Regions from separate parts of the Homo sapiens genome. Here regions 2 and 3 are each linked to region 1. A link is a contact called in ENCODE Hi-C or POLR2A ChIA-PET data. All regions are on one chromosome and are shown on one strand. The core of a region is the stretch at or near the end of the contact, and the rest is flanking DNA. Distances in the headings are between cores, read along the strand shown. Region 1 overlaps RNF130 (ring finger protein 130). Region 2 holds the start of CBY3 (chibby family member 3). Region 3 holds the start of CANX (calnexin).

What was found. A loop is a pair of places that touch in the nucleus more often than their neighbours do. ChIA-PET counts read pairs that join two places held with the same protein, here RNA polymerase II (POLR2A). Pooled maps may share reads with other maps.
Region 2: a loop to region 1 is called in a pooled map, with 4 times the contacts of the local background. The contact joins the promoter of CBY3 here to the enhancer-like site in region 1. A Hi-C loop is called at or near these places in 1 of 37 single-sample maps with no recorded cell type and 3 of 50 pooled maps. POLR2A ChIA-PET finds 5 or more read pairs at or near these places in 1 of 52 experiments (BJ).
Region 3: a map of B cell shows a loop between it and region 1 (17-fold over the local background). The contact joins the promoter of CANX here to the enhancer-like site in region 1. A Hi-C loop is called at or near these places in 1 of 168 maps with a recorded cell type or tissue (B cell), 2 of 37 single-sample maps with no recorded cell type and 4 of 50 pooled maps.

Annotation. Positions count from the first base shown.
Region 1 is chr5:179,968,608-179,973,637 of GRCh38, forward strand. It overlaps RNF130 (ring finger protein 130), which reads right to left. Exons shown (of 9, transcript NM_018434.6): 6 at 1,803-1,899. Among named protein-coding and RNA genes, the nearest start is that of MIR340, 44 kb to the right of the region's middle. Within about 2 kb of position 2,569, at least 11 of the 41 ENCODE cell types and tissues checked have a DNase peak (open chromatin) inside an H3K27ac peak, as active enhancers do; they include B cell, where a contact is called at or near this core.
Region 2 is chr5:179,679,163-179,684,192 of GRCh38, forward strand. CBY3 (chibby family member 3) reads right to left here and starts at 1,872. Exons shown (of 2, transcript NM_001164444.2): 1 at 1,711-1,872; 2 at 1-103. The coding sequence starts at 1,756. It also overlaps a transcript of CANX not described here.
Region 3 is chr5:179,695,289-179,700,318 of GRCh38, forward strand. It overlaps CANX (calnexin), which reads left to right and starts at 3,679. Exons shown (of 15, transcript NM_001746.4): 1 at 3,679-3,814. RefSeq lists enhancers at 2,784-3,313, 4,874-4,933 and silencers at 3,324-3,733, 3,774-4,063.

The DNA.
Region 1 (5,030 bases), core at 1,319-3,818:
GTGAGCTGAGATCACACCACTGCACTCCAGCCTGGGTGACAAAGGGAGACTCTGTCTCATAAAAAAAAAAAAAAAAAAAAAGAGAGAAAGTTTCTACACTGTGCTAGGCATCATGGCAGATGCTCTATGTTAGACCAGTCTGAAATGGGGGTGAGTTTGCTCCCTGGGGGACATCTGGCAACGTCTGGAGACATTTCTGACTGTCGTGGCTGTGGTGCCATGCTACTAGCATTTAGATGCTGCTGAACGGTCTACGATGCACAGGACAGCCCCCACAAGAAGGGATTGTCCAGTCCATGGTGTCACTAATGCCCGATACTTTGAGAAATCCCATCACTACTGACATGATCTCTGGAGACAAAGGACAAATGGGGCATTACTGCCCAACTGTATACACTGAAACTGTGTTTGACAGTATATTTAAAATAAGATGACTTCGATCTCCTTTGGGTTGCAAGCTAAAATGAGTTCATCTGTTGGATCAAACTAAACTTTTTGTTCCATAAGGAGATCATTCTTTCATTCTTTTTTGAGACCAGAAACTATGTTATTTTCCAATAAAAAGCATAACCCTGGCTATACATGCTTCTCTTAAGCAAGGGCTAACGAAGGTCCTTGGTTACTCAAGTCAGTGTTGACCTGGCACCTGCCACAGCTGGACTCTGGCACGCCTGGCGACAGCCCCTGCCAGGCTGTGGTTGTCAACAGTTCTCCTTGGGCTCCAGTCACTGCCTGCCTTCTCTGCTTGCAACTTACCAACCCTCAAGAGATCAAAGTCAAACTTCAGGCTAAAGAACATAAGCAATGACATCGTTTTATATTATGCCAAGCACAGAGGAGTTTATGACTGGAACAGAGTCAACAGCATACAGCCTACCTTCTAAAGGTAGGTACTGGAATGAAGAAAAATCATGTCCTTCTCTCTTTCTTCATCCCATACTCATCGACCAACAGAAGCACCCTTTTAAAAGTGGACCATGCCAGGTGTGGTGACTCACGCCTATAATCCCAGCACTTTGGGAGGCTGAGGCAGGAGGATCACTTGAGGCCAGGAGTTGAGACCCGCCTGAACATCTTGTCTCTTCAAAACATAAAAAAGTGGCCAGGCACGGTGGCTCACGCCTGTAACCCCAGCACTTTGGGAGGCAGAGGCGGGTGGATCACCTGAGGTCAGGAGTTGGAGACCAGCCTGGACAACATGGTGAAACCCTGTCTCTACTAAAAATACAAAAAATTAGCCAGGGGTGGTGACGGGCACCTGCAATCCCAGCTACTCAGAAGGCTGAGGCAGGAGAATCGCTTGAACCTGGGAGGCGGAGGTTGCAGTGAGCCAAGATCGTGCCATTGTACTCCAGCTTGGGCAACAAGAGCAAAACTCCCTCTCAAAAAAACAAAAAAGTTAGCCAGGCATGGCGGTGTATGCCTGTAGTCCCAGCTACTCAGAAGGCGAGGTGGGAGGACTGCTTGAACCCAGGAGTTCGAGGTTACAGTAAGCTATGATTGCACCACTACACTCCAGCTTGGGCCACAGAGTGAATCCTTGTCTCTTAAATTTAAAAAAAGAAAAAAAAAGGCCTAGTAGAGTTATTTACCTTCTCTTCCAGGAGTTCTCTGAGATGGATTAGACTTCTTAGTAATCTGGTAAAAAGGTCCTGTTGGGCTTACATGGTTACATGGCAAATATAGCCAGTGTTTTCTTCTGTGTCTTAGTCATGCCTCCTATTATGCCAATTATGTTATATTGTATTACACATACATATAATAATATACAAAAGTGGTAACAAATAAAATAGGAAACGTACCACAATTCCCAGGGCCTTCAATATATTAAGTTTGCACATAGGACAGGTACAATGTTCACTAAGCCAGGGATCCACGCAGGATTTGTGGAAAACATGCCTATAAAATAATGGAGAATTATGTCACAAGTTACATACCAAGAAACTTATTAGGCCAAAATGGAAAGAAAGGGAATTTTTAGTTAAGTTTTCTTTTCCCCCTTTCAGGACATATTTTAAGCCCCAAGAGACAAATATTGGGAATTTATTAAAATATAACTTGCAGAAAATCTCCTGAGCCCAACCTCATATGTACAACACCGTGTAAGAACTGCTAAGTAGGATTTGGTTGTTTGGGCCTTTTATTTTACCAAATTCCAAAAAGGACTAATGGAAACTTAGAAAATTTATTAAGAATGAAAATAATCACACCTTATAAACCAGTTATGCTTTCTACAATAGCTAACATAGAAAAATGGAGTTTCAAAAAGATACTAAATCATGGCTAAGTGAAGAGTTCTCTGTATAGTGATTAGTTTTTTGGCACCCTGATTGAATGTCATTTAAAACATCATTTTTAAAAACTTCTAAGCAACTTATGTTGAATGTTTATAAAAGCTACAGGGAAGCTGAAACTATTTTAAGGGGTAAACTGTGCCTAGATTCAAGTAACACTCAGCAATTTTCAGCTGAAATGTTAACGGGGGAGGATGGGAGATTTTCTCTCTTATTCAGGCAAGTAGAAAGTCACAGTCTTGTGACTGGAAATAAGTCAGTCATACAGGGTTTTGCATTCTTAAAAAAAGGAACTTGTGCCCTCCGGAAGAGCTGCAGAAATTACTTCTCAAGCTCTAGCACCCGGCCCAGCAGCCTTCTGAAGCTCTAGAGTCCTGGCCAAACAGGGAGAAGGTGGGTGCCAGGACAGACGTTCAGGGCAGCTTTGGAAGAAACACTAATCTGAGTTTGGGATAAGATAAAAGAAATTTTTGTTTGTTTGTTTTTGAGACGGAGTCTTGCTCTGTCGCCCAGGCTGAAGTGCAGTCGTGCAATCTCTGCTCACTGCAAGCTCCGCCTCCCGGGTTCACACCATTCTCCTGCCTTAGCCTCACAAGCAGCTGGGACTACAGCAGCCCGCCACCACGCCCAGCCAATTTTTTGTATTTTTAGTAGAGACGGGGTTTCACCATGTTAGCCAGGATGGTTTCCATCTCCTGACCTCGTGATCCGCCCGCCTCGGCCTCCCAAAGTGCTGGGATGACAGGCGTGAGCCACCACACCCGGCCAAGATAAAAGAAATTTTTAAGTAAGATGCCAAATTGAATCATGGTATATACCTTTACAACTTTGATTGTCAATTTCTAAGTTAATGTTATTTACAGCTGTTTAAAAATGCAGTTTTGATTTATAAAAAGAGGTCTAGAGAACTCAGTTTCTACTGGGATCTGGAACAAACATTCATGCTTACAACTTTGGCCTGAACAATATACACACACGTCTGCCTATCACTGTTTGATGGCCTTATACTCACTTCTTTGGGGACAAGAGTAAAGATCTTGAAGAATGAATTTATCAATCTAGTCTTAAATTCACAGACAATGAAATAACCAGAACCATCACCCCTGAAGGCATTTATTTAAACCTTAAAGCTTTTACTTAAGGGCTGGAAACCCACCAATCCATAGGTAAGCCCCAGATACATTCAGTACACCTAAGGCGTTATGTCTTGTTACTCGTAGCCTCTGTGTGTGGAGTGGTTCCTTACTCCAGGGTGTCCCCAGGGCCAGCTGGACTTTCCAGCAGGGGTCAAGTGCACTAATGCTGGCTACTGACCAACAAAGACCACAACAGGCTTAACCCTTTTGGGGCATACAAACTCCCTTAGATCTGATAGAAGTTACAGAACCTCCCTCTGAAAAGTCACGGGGACGCAAATGCCTAGTACCTTGCATACATTTTCAGGAGGAGTACGGACCTATGCACTGGGTTAGCGCTAGGGTGGGGTGGCCGGGAAGGTGCTGCAGGTCAGGCCTACACAGGGTGGACGATGGGACTTGGCTGACTGACAGGTAATGGAAGACATATGATGCTGTGACCTCTGATCAAGGCTCTGGTGCAGGAATGGGAGGCATCCCGCTGGGGGTCGGGGGAGGCCTAGGTGCCTTGACTTCTGATCAGGGCTCTGGTGCAGGAGTGAGAGGTATCCAGATGAGGGTGGGGGGTGGCTGGGCTTGCTGAACTGTTGGTGGGGACCTGGTAAAGCCGCAGCACCACCTGGGGGGATGGAGGTGCGGCTCTGGTGCTCCCTACTGGGGCCAGATTTTGCTTTGCCCTTTTCTTATTGTTCCGTCTTTCTTTTCTCTTACTATCCAGAAAGAACCAAATGGTATAATCCTCATATTTCATTTTTAAAGCTGCATGAGTACAGTGTTCTCTGCCTGTTTCTTTAACCTGAAATTAGTTATAAATATGTTTGGGTTCTTGAGTAACTGTTTCCTTCTAGGATTATTGATATAAAAGAAGTGCCCACCCCTCTGTTTTACTAAACAATTAAAAATTTCTCCTCTAGGCTGTGGGGTACTATGAAGAAAAACAAAAAAGACCAACTGGTTCTCTGGTGACAAATTTAGAAAACCTCCCTTCCTCAGCTAAATGAAAATCTGAAATATTTTTGGTCTTTAAAAAAAAGTTCCTTTGGGCTCTCCATCCACCCCATCCCTCTCTTACTCCTGACCCTACCTCTGAGCACTGAACACCCTTCCCTCCTGTCTTTCCAAATTCCCCGCTAGTCCAGCTTCTGTGCAACTCACCCAGAGATCTTCAGTCTCAAATTCCCATGGCACATCCCTCGCTTCCACAAAGCTGGGTGGCTGTTCTCTTCACCCATGGCCCTCCTCTCCTGTCTCTTCTGTGATCTCCACAGGCAGCTGCCCTGAACACGGCACCTTTTTCTCCTCATCACCCATTGTCTAACCCTCCTGCTAGTCTCTTCAGTGCAACTTTCACTGAACTCACTGTGGCCTTTTCTTCCCTTCTAGGCAAAGTTCTGCTACAACAGTCTGGTGCTCGGCAAACCACCTTTCTGCTGTGCAGAGGTCTCAGCTAAGGACTGGGCCAGGGGCGTTTAATCTACCTTGGGAAGTGTCTGGAGCAGTCAATGCAACACAGCATGTGGGCCAAGGCTGAGCACCTGCAGGGCCATCACACGGGCAGAGCGGCCCCGCCACCTGGCCATTCCCGCACGCCTGACCGCGC
Region 2 (5,030 bases), core at 622-3,121, 290 kb before region 1:
CAGGTGCTCGAAGGGGAGCCTCGGGAGCGCTGGCGACTCGTGCTGCGCTCTTGTCTCGGGAGCCCGGATGTCCAGAATGATGAAGGCGAGCCAGGGGGCGCTGCTGGGAGACAAGAGTCCGGGTGAGCAGCGTGCTTGGTACAGGCCGCCTCTCAAACCGCGAGGCCGGCGGACATGTCTTAGCCCTGCAGCTACGGCTGCGGCTGTGTCTCACCAGCTGCTGGCCACCGAGGAGCCCGTCGTTCCACGCTGCACAGGCAGCAGTCTCACCTAAACCATCTTCCCCAAAGACCACTGAGGATCAGGCCCTGGGATACATATGCAGATGAAGGACGGGAGGAGGGCCTTGTTCTGAGTTGCAGCTGGAAGGGTGAGGGGTAGGGAATGGTAGCAAGACAAGTAAGTAGGTACTTAAAGGAGGAGTAGGACTTTGCCAGGTGGGTTGAGGATGGAAAATGGAGAACTTCTAGGCAGAGGGAAGAGCCGAGCAGGGCTTTCTTTTTCTTTTTTTTTGAGACTGAGTCTCGCTGTCGTTGCCCGAGCTGGAGTGCAATTGCGCGATCTTGGCTCACTGCAACCTCCACCTCCCGGGTTCCAGCAGTTCTCCTGCCTCAGCCTCTTGAGTAGCTGAGATTACAGGCGCCTGCCATCACCCCCACCTGATTTTTGTATTTTTAGTGAAGACGGGGTTTCACCATGTTGGCCAGGCTGGTCTCGAACTCCTGACCTCAGGTGATCCACCCAACTCGGCCTCCCAAAGTGCCCGGATTACAGGCATGAGTCACTGCGCCTGGCCTTTTTTTTTTTTTTTTTTTTTTTTTTGTATTTTTAGTAGAAATGGGGTTTCACCTTATTGGCCAGGCTGGTCTCGAACTCCGGACCTCAGGTGATCTGCCCGCCTCAGCGCCAAAGTGCTGGGATTACAGGTGTGAGCCACTGTACCCGGCAGGGCAGGACTTTCATATTTCAGATGTGAACACGAGCTTGGATAGGATTGGTGCTGGGAAGAGCAGAAGAGGAAGCTGGGAAGGTGGACCAGTGCACTATGTGAAGGTGCCCTACAGGCAGGCTCGGAAGCTTAGACTTCCTTTTGTGGGTAAGAGGGAACTGCTGAAGGATTAGAAAGCCGGGGTTAGATCTGGATTCTGAAAGCAATCTGGGAGGATATCTAGCATAGCCAACAGCATTATTGCCCTCATCATTCAGTCATTTGATAGACTTGAACTAGCATCTGCTCTGTGCCAGACTCTGGTCTTGGGAAGGGGACCTGAAACAGCCTCTGCCTGCCCTCAAGGTGCTCCTAATCCAGCTTGGAAGACAGATGCGTGTATAGACCACAGTCCAGTGTGTTCACTGACATCCTGGGGTGTGTGCCATGGGCTAGACCTATGCATAGGGCTCAAAGTATCAGGGATTGTGCACACTAAACATGACTTTTATTCCAAACAAACTGTGCCCTCAGGAAGTCCAAAGTCCAGATAACAGACAAGTCCCATTTTGCTCACTTCTCTCTGCACCCCCCACCCCTGCCCAGTAAGTGCTGATTCTATTATGTGAAAAAGGGAGCTATGTGTTGTTTCTAATTCCTCTTCTGCCCATGGGCAGTGAGAAGAGAAAGAACTAGAGCAGGGTTCCCTCTGTTATGCCTTCGTTAATTCATAATACACTTATCCCTCACATATAGGTGGACAGAGGCTGGATGGTACATACCATCCCCAAGATCTGGTTCAGGGAGATGGTCTCTGGAAGCCCACATCCAGGCCCACCCTTGAGATTGTATCTTCTCGGAGGATGTTTCCCCGTTAGTCCTCACTGTATGTTGTGCCTCACCTGGAAGATGGGGTGGAGTTGCTGAGCTGCTGTCCCAGGGCTAGTCCCATCTCTGACCCACTCAGCTCTTGTCCACCTGCTATGACTCACAATGCCTCCAGGCCAGGCCACCCCAGGACAAGAAGGGGTGCTGACCGCTGAGCTGTCAGATAGACTCTGGGCTCTCCCCTGCATGCATTCAGTGCATCATTGAGCACCTACTGTGTTCTAGGAACAGTTCTAGGGAAGTGAAGAACATATTCCCTCACTGAGCTGTCATTCTTGGCAGGGGAATGAAGGGAGTGATCATAAGCAGAGTCCAAGACAGGAATTTGTTCTAGGGGAACTAACAAGATAGTCTCTCAGGAAGCTAACAGAGCGTGTCATGGGTCAGGTTCCCTAGAAGCAGAGCCTAAGCTGAGCATTCTTGTTCAAGTGAATTATTGGGGAAATGCTCTCAGGAGAAGGGGGTGAGGGAAGCAAGACAGGGCGAGAAAAAGGCTAAGGCTGAGCCAGAGTGTGGTCTCACGTGGAGACTAGCTTCCGCTTGCTCTCATGGGGAACTCTGAGCACAAATGGCACCACAGTTAGGCCTCCTTAAAGCAAGGGAGCCCGTCTTTTGTACCCTCCTTCTACATGTCAGTTATTGGCCAGGGCAGCTGAGAGTTACCAGCCAGCTCCTACAGCACCTATGGGATGGGTGCACCACCAGTGATAGGGATCTCAGTAGGGCGCCAGCTGAGGAGGGAGGAAGATAATAGGATAGATGATGAAAATGAAAGGGCAGACTAGCCAACATGGCAAGACCCCATCTCTACAAAAACAAATTAGCTGGGCGTGGTGGCATGCGACTGTAGTCCCAGCTACTCAAGAGGCTGAGGTGGGAGGATCACCTGAGCCCAAGAGGTGAAAGCTGCAGTGAGCAGTGATTGTGCCACTGCACTCCAGCATGGGCGATAGAGACCCTGTGTTTAAAAAAAAAAAAAAAAAAAAGAGGGCCAGGCGCGATGTTTCATGCCTGTAAATCCCAGCACTTTGGGAGGGGAAGGTGGGTGGATCACCTGAAGTCAGAAGCTCGAGAACTGCCTGACCAACATGGTGAAACTCCGTGTCTACTAAAAATAGAAAAAATTAGCCGGGTGTGGTGGCGGGTGCCTGTAATCTCAGCTACTCAGGAGTCTGAGGCAGGAGAATTGCTTGAACCTGGGAGGCAGAGGTTGCAATGAGCGAAGATTGTGCCACTGCACTCCAACCTGGGCAACAAGAGCGAAACTCCATCTCAAAAAAAAAAAAAAGGAATGATTAAATTAATAAGAATATCCAGGCCGGGCACGGTGGCTCACGCCTGTAATCCCAGCACTTTGGGAGGCTGAGGCAGGCGGATCATGAGGTCAGGAGATCGAGATCATCCTGGCTAACATGGTGAAACCCTGTCTCTAATAAAAATACAAAAAATTGGCCGGGTGCAGTGGCTCACGCCTGTAATCCCAGCACCTTGGGAGGCCGAGGCAGGCAAATCACCTGAGGTTGGGAGTTTGAGACCAGCGTGACCAACATGGAGAAACACCATCTCTTCTCAAAATACAAAATTAGCCGGGCATGGTGGTGTATGCCTGTAATCCTAGCTACTTGGGAGGCTGAGGCAGGAGAATCGCTTGAACCCAGGAGGCAGAGGTTGCAGTTAGCCGAGATCACACCACTGTACTCCAGCCTGGGTGACAGAGCGAGACTCTGTCTCAAAAAAAAAAAAAAAAAAACCCTAATTCTGATACGTACAGTGAAGAAAACAAACCAGGGAAATACAGAAAGTGATTTTGGGACAGGGTGAGGAGTAGGAAGTAATTTAGATGTGGTGCTCGGTGAAGGCCCTTGACATTCTTGCTAAAACCTGAACAATAAGGAGACCCCAATCCCTTGAAGACCTGGGGGTAGAGGAGGGAAGTGGCTGGGCATGTTTGAAGGACACGTGCCACGTGTGCGGACAGTGGAAGGAAATGACGTCAGTCCTACCTACTAAGCCCACCCACCTGACTGCAAGGGACAGACCCAGATCCACAGGAGCTCACAAGCTGGGGCAGAGCCCGGTGGTGGTGCCACCTCCTAGGAAACTTCTGTAATAGTTTTATTGAGGTATAAGTGACAAAATCAACTACATTTATTTATTTATTTATTTTTGAGACGGAGTCTCGCTCTGTCGCACAGGCTGGAGTGCAGTGGCGCTACCTCAGCTCACTGCGACCTCCACTTCGAGGTTCACACCATTCTCCTGCCTCAGCCTCTCAAGTAGCTGGGACTACAGGCACCCGCCACCATGCCTGGCTAATTTTTTGTATTTTTTTTTTTAGTAGAGATGGGGTTTCACCGTGTTGGCCAGGATGGTCTCGATCTCCTGACCTTGTGATCCGCCCACCTCAGCCTCCCAAAGTGCTGGGATTACAGGTGTGAGCCACCGCGCCCGGCCAACTACATATATTTATAATGTATAATGTGAAGTATTTCGATAATTTGTTATGTGAAATCATTCCCAAAATCAAGATAATGTATCCATCTGGAGGTATCCATTACCTTTTTTTCTTTTTTTGAGAGGAGTCTCACTTTGTTGCCCAGACTGGAGTGCAGTGGTATGATCTTAGCTCACTGCAACCTCTGCCTCCTGGGTTCAAGTGATTCTCCTGTCTCAGCCTCCCAAGTAGCTGGGATTACAGGTGCCTGCCACCACACCCAGCTAATTTTTGTATTTTTAGTAGAGATGGGGTTTCACCATATTCACCAGGCTGGTTTCAAACTCCTGGCCTCAAGTGATCCATCTGCCTCGGCCTCCCAAACTGCTGGAATTACAGGTGTGAGCCACCGCGCCCAGCCTCAGTATAGATTTTTTTTGGCATTGGCTTCTCGCCGCATAATTATTTTAAGATTTATCCATGTTGTTGCATTTATTAACAGTTCATTGCTTTTTATTGCTGAGTAGTATTTCATTGTATGGAAACACCACACAATTTGTTTTTCCATTCAGCTGTTGATGCACATTTGGGTTGTTTCCAGTTTGGGGGCTATTGCAAATAAAACTGCTCTGAACATTTTTGCTCATCTTTGTGTGGACATATGCTTTCATTTCTCTTAAGTAAACACCTAGGAATAGAATGACTGTGTCATATGGCAGGTGCATGTTTACCTTTTTATTAAGCCACTAACAGTGAGTGAAAGTTTCTGTTTCTCTGTAT
Region 3 (5,030 bases), core at 2,429-4,928, 270 kb before region 1:
GACCTCGTGATCCACCCGCCTCGGCTTCCCAAAGTGCTAGGATTACAGGCGTGAGTTTGAGGCGGAGTTTCACTCTTGTTGCCCAGGCTGGAGTGCAATGGCGCAATCTCAGCTCACCGCATCCTCTGCTTCCTGGGTTCAAGCGATTCTCTTGCCTCAGCCTCCCGAGTAGCTGGGATTACAGGCATTAGCCACCATGCCCGGCTAATTTTGTATTTTTAGTAGAGACAGGGCTTCTCCATGTTGGTCAGGTTGGTCTCGAACTCCTGACCTCAGGTGATCCACCCGCCTTGGCCTCCCAAAGTGCTGGGATTACAGGCGTGAGCCACTGTGCCTGGCCTATTTTTATTTATTTATTTATTTTTATTTTTATTTTTTTTGAGACGGAGTCTCGTTTTGTCGCCCAGGCTGGAGTGCTGTGGCGCAATCTCCGCTCACTGCAAGCTCCGCCTTCCGGGTTCACACCATTCTCCTGCCTCAGCCTCCCGAGTAGCTGGGACTACAGGCGCCCGCCACTGCGCCCGGCTAATTTTTTGTATTTTTAGTAGAGATGGGGTTTCACCGTGGTCTCGATCTCCTGACCTCATGATCCACCCGCCTCGGCCTCCCAAAGTGCTGGGATTACAGGCGTGAGCCACTGTGCCTGGCCTATTTTTATTTTTTTAGACAGGGTGTTACTCTGGTACAGTGGCCCAATCTTGGCTCACTGCAGCCTTGACCTCTTGGCCTTAGACAATCCTCCCACCTCGGCCTCCTGAGTAGCTGAGACTACAGGCTCAAGCCACTATGCCAAGCTAATTTTTGTATATTTTGTAGAGATGGGGTCTTGTCATGTTGCCCAGGCTGGTCTTGAATCCTGGGTTCAAGTGATCCACCCACCTTCGCCTCCCAAAGTGCTGAATTAGAGGCATGAGCTACCTCACCCGGCCTGATTCTTTGTTGAAAAAATCATATGCATGTTTAAAGAAAGTGTCATTTCTTTTTTTTTTTTTTTTTTTTTTTTTGGAGACAGAGTCTGGCTCTGTCACCCAAGCTAGAGTGCAGTGGCACAATCTTGGCTCACTGCAACCTCTGCCTCCCGGGTTCAAGCGATTGTCCTGCCTCAGCCACCCGAGTATCTGGGACTATAGGTGTGCACCAGTATGCCCGGCTAATTTTTGTATTTTTAGTAGAGATAGGGTTTCACCATGTTGGCCATACTGGTCTTGAACTCCTGACCTCAGGTAATCCGCCCGCCTCAGCCTCCCAAAGTGCTGGCATTACAGGCGTGAGCCACTGTGCCTGGCCAAGAAAGTATTTCTGCTTCTAGAGTTTCAGGCCCCCTCTCCAGCATTAACCTTTCCTAGCAGTTTCTCGTGTTTCTTTCTAGTAAGCTTGTTTGGCCAAGCTTACATGTATGAGAATACATCTCCCTTTTCAGTATGAAAGGAAACACACCTTTCTCTGTGCTTTTTCACATGACACTAAATCTTGACTGTTGCTCCATGTCAGAATGTAAACAGGCTGTAAACCTCTTGTTACTGCACTTCCTTTTATTGGTTTTCACAGATGCTGTGTTTTTACAAATTGAATGTGGCAACCCTGCATCAAGTAAGTCTATAAGCACCATTTTTCCAACAGCACGTACTCACTTCTGGTCTCTGTCACATTTTGGGAATTCGTATAATATGTTTTCATTATTATATCTGTCATGGTGATCCAGGTTGATGTTACTATTGTAATTGCTTTGGACTGCACAAACGATGCCCATGTAAAACATCTGTTTGTTTTTATTATTTATTTATTTAGAGACGGGTTCTCACTCTGTTGCCCAGGCTGGATGAAATGCAGTGGCCTGATCTTAGCTCACTGCAGCCTCCTCAATCAGGAGTCAAGGATACTCCTGCCTCAGTCTTCCTAGTATCTGGGTCTACGGGTGTGCACCATGCCAGGCTAATTTTTTTATTTTTATGTTTGTAGAGACAGGGGTCTCACTATGTTGCCCAGGCTAGTCTTGAACTCCTGGCCTCAAATGATCCACCTGCATCAGCTTCCCAAAGTGCTCAGATCACAGGGAGAGCCACCTCGCCCAGCCAATTCTGACCTCTTTGCCAGTCCATTCTGGATGGAAGCAGTCCCTCCCCTTCAGAATCCCATTGAATTCTCCATAGTACCACAGTCTTTTGGCACTTACCTTTGCAGGAGTAGCTCTTTTGCTCACAAATGTACTTCCTGTAACTACATTTTAAGCTCATTATTTGGATCATGTAGCATCCAGAATTTTATTCTGCTTTGAATAGCTGCTTCCCCAGGTAGACAGGAAACCAAAATTCTCCTACACAAATTTTGGGGCTGAAGTTGGGGCGCCGTGGCTCACGCCTGTAATCCCAGCACTGTGGGAGGCAGAGGCAGGTCGATCACCTGAGGTCAGCCTGGCCAACATGGTGAAACCTGTCTCTACTAAAATACAAAAATTAGCCGGGCGTGGTGGCGGGCGCCTGTAATCCCAGCTACTCGGGAGGCTGAGGGAGAATCGCTTGAACCCGGGAGGCGGAGGTTGTAGTGAGCTAAGATCGCACCACTAGACTCCAGCCTGAGCGACAGAGCAAGACTTCGTCTCAAAAAAATAAAAATAAAAAAAATTTGGGGGTTGAGGGTTGGATGATACTAACTCATGCAAACACCAAACCCTGCCTTTCTTCCCCTTCCCGGTGGCAAGAGGGCTTTTCAGATCAGTGATACATTCGCTGATTCTAGTGTTTTCCACCCTAGTAGTCAAGCCTTTGGGTGTCCAAACAAATAGAGAACAAGAGATCAGGATCTCTAAAGGTCTAGAAAAACCCTGGGCCACTTCCATTTTGTGAGGTTCTCAGCATACTGAAAACTGAAGATGTACTAAGAGTGGGTTACTAAAATGGTGGCGTATCTTAAATCTTTCCATGGCACCATCCTTTCTCTCGTCCTGTCATCCCTGTATCTCTCTGCCCTGACACCTAATCTCACTTCAGGAAACATAAATTGAAAGTTCAAATAACCTCGGATTATATTATTCTGGACTGTGTGTTATGCTGGGCGACGAGGCTGCGCAGGCTCCTGGGCCGAGCCATGACTCTGCAGGAACTGCGGCGCCGGCTCACACAGCGCGGAGCAGTGCACGCCAATCCGGCCAGGCGCTCGCGCTGGGTTCTGCTCACGCCCGTAGGGGCCCGCGTTCGCTGCAACGGGCCCTTCCTGATGGCCGATCGTCGGACTCCTACCCCTTTTGCCGGCTGCCGTTTGCCCCGTCAGCGAAGGGCGCGCGATGCGTCCCAAGTCTCGGCTCCAGGAACCAGACGGGTGAGGGCTACTGGGGGTTGGGTTGGAACGCCCCGAAGGCACCACAGCAACCGACGCGGGAACGCCTGTTAAACCAGCCCCGCCCCGAGACGCGCGCGCCCGGCGGTCTCGATCCAGCGTGGCCCGCCCCTCACCTCCCGCCCAACCAACAGCCACTTCCTGCCTCACTCCCGGCCAATCTTCACACTCCACGAAGAATAGCCGTAGGGGGCGTATGGGACGGTGCGTAGAGCGATGCCCACGCCGGCCAACCGGATGTCGGGGCTTGCGCGGGAGGGCGGGACTTGGCGCCGGCTGTGGCTACTCAGGGGCCAGGGGCGGGCACAGGGCCGGGCTTCGTGCGGTGGGGCTCGCTCGCGCGGCAGCGGTGGCCGAGGCCTCTTGGTTCTGCGGCACGTGACGGTCGGGCCGCCTCCGCCTCTCTCTTTACTGCGGCGCGGGGCAAGGTGTGCGGGCGGGAAGGGGCACGGGCACCCCCGCGGTCCCCGGGAGGCTAGAGGTGAGAGGGGAGACCTGAGCGCGTCCTCGGGCCTGTGAGGACCTCGGGGGGCTGGGAGCGCCTCTGCGGCTGAGGGGTCGGGCGTGGCCGGCGACTGAGGGGTCGGGCTGGCTCTTGAGGGCCCAGGCCCTGGCCGACGCGCCCGCCGTGAGCGAGGAGGCCCGAATCCGGGCGTCTTTGGTTGGGTTGCGGGCCCAGGCCGCGCCGCCGGGGTCGGGAGGCGTGGCAGGTGGCCCGACAGCCTTCTTTGACCTCTGGGAAAGCTGACTTATTCCTATGGCTTTGCTTCTAGGGCTTTCTTAGGCCTCTTTGCCGGCTGCCTGGGCAGCCGCGAGGTGGGCTGGAGTAACTGGGTAAAAGTATAGGGTGGAATCGGGCCTACTAGGTACCCCTAGTAGTAGGGAAGGGTGGTATTAGACCGAGAGGGAATGTTTACAACTAGCGTTACAGTTTAATATTTGAAAATCCAAAGCGGAGACTGGACCCTAGTTCCCTGAAGAGAAAGGGGAATGTACCAGAAGGAGAACACGCAGTGGTTGAGAAACTTAGCAGTTACAGCACCTATTCTGGAGGCGAGTAATCCAGTTGGAGAGGGACAGGGCGTTAAAAGCAGGAAAGCCCCCGAAAGCTCATCTAAGTGCATCTCTTTCCACACCGGAGGCCTGGAGGTATGAAATGACTGGCCCAAGGTCATGCGATTAGTGTACTGATGGTGCTGGGATTATAGTTCAGGGATAGACCGTGCAGTGGTTAACGCTAAGGCCCTGGCTCGAGTCTTTGATTGGTCATTGGTTGCTCTGTGAACTTCGGCAGTTTTCTTACCCTTTGTGCCCCCGTTCTTGTCAAGTAATGGATATAATAATACCCGATGGATTTGTGAGGATTAAATTAAGATATGTATACAATAAGACAGGGAAGTCCGACATTTAGTAACTGCTCGATGATCATTGCGGTACGTTATTATAATCTGAATGCCTTTGGACCAATACACTGCCATCCTAGTGAACTGGTTCAGTCCTGTTTCGCAGGACCTGAGGTCACAGTTATGGTGATAGAAGAAACCGGGCATTGTGTATTACCGCTGGGCATGACACAAGTGATTGCTGGTTGAGGGAAGTTAAACTGAGCTTAATATTAAAAGATTGAGAGGACAAGATTAACCATAGTTAAGTCTTTTTACCTCTGATTTAGGAAATGGAAGATTTTGCTTAATTTT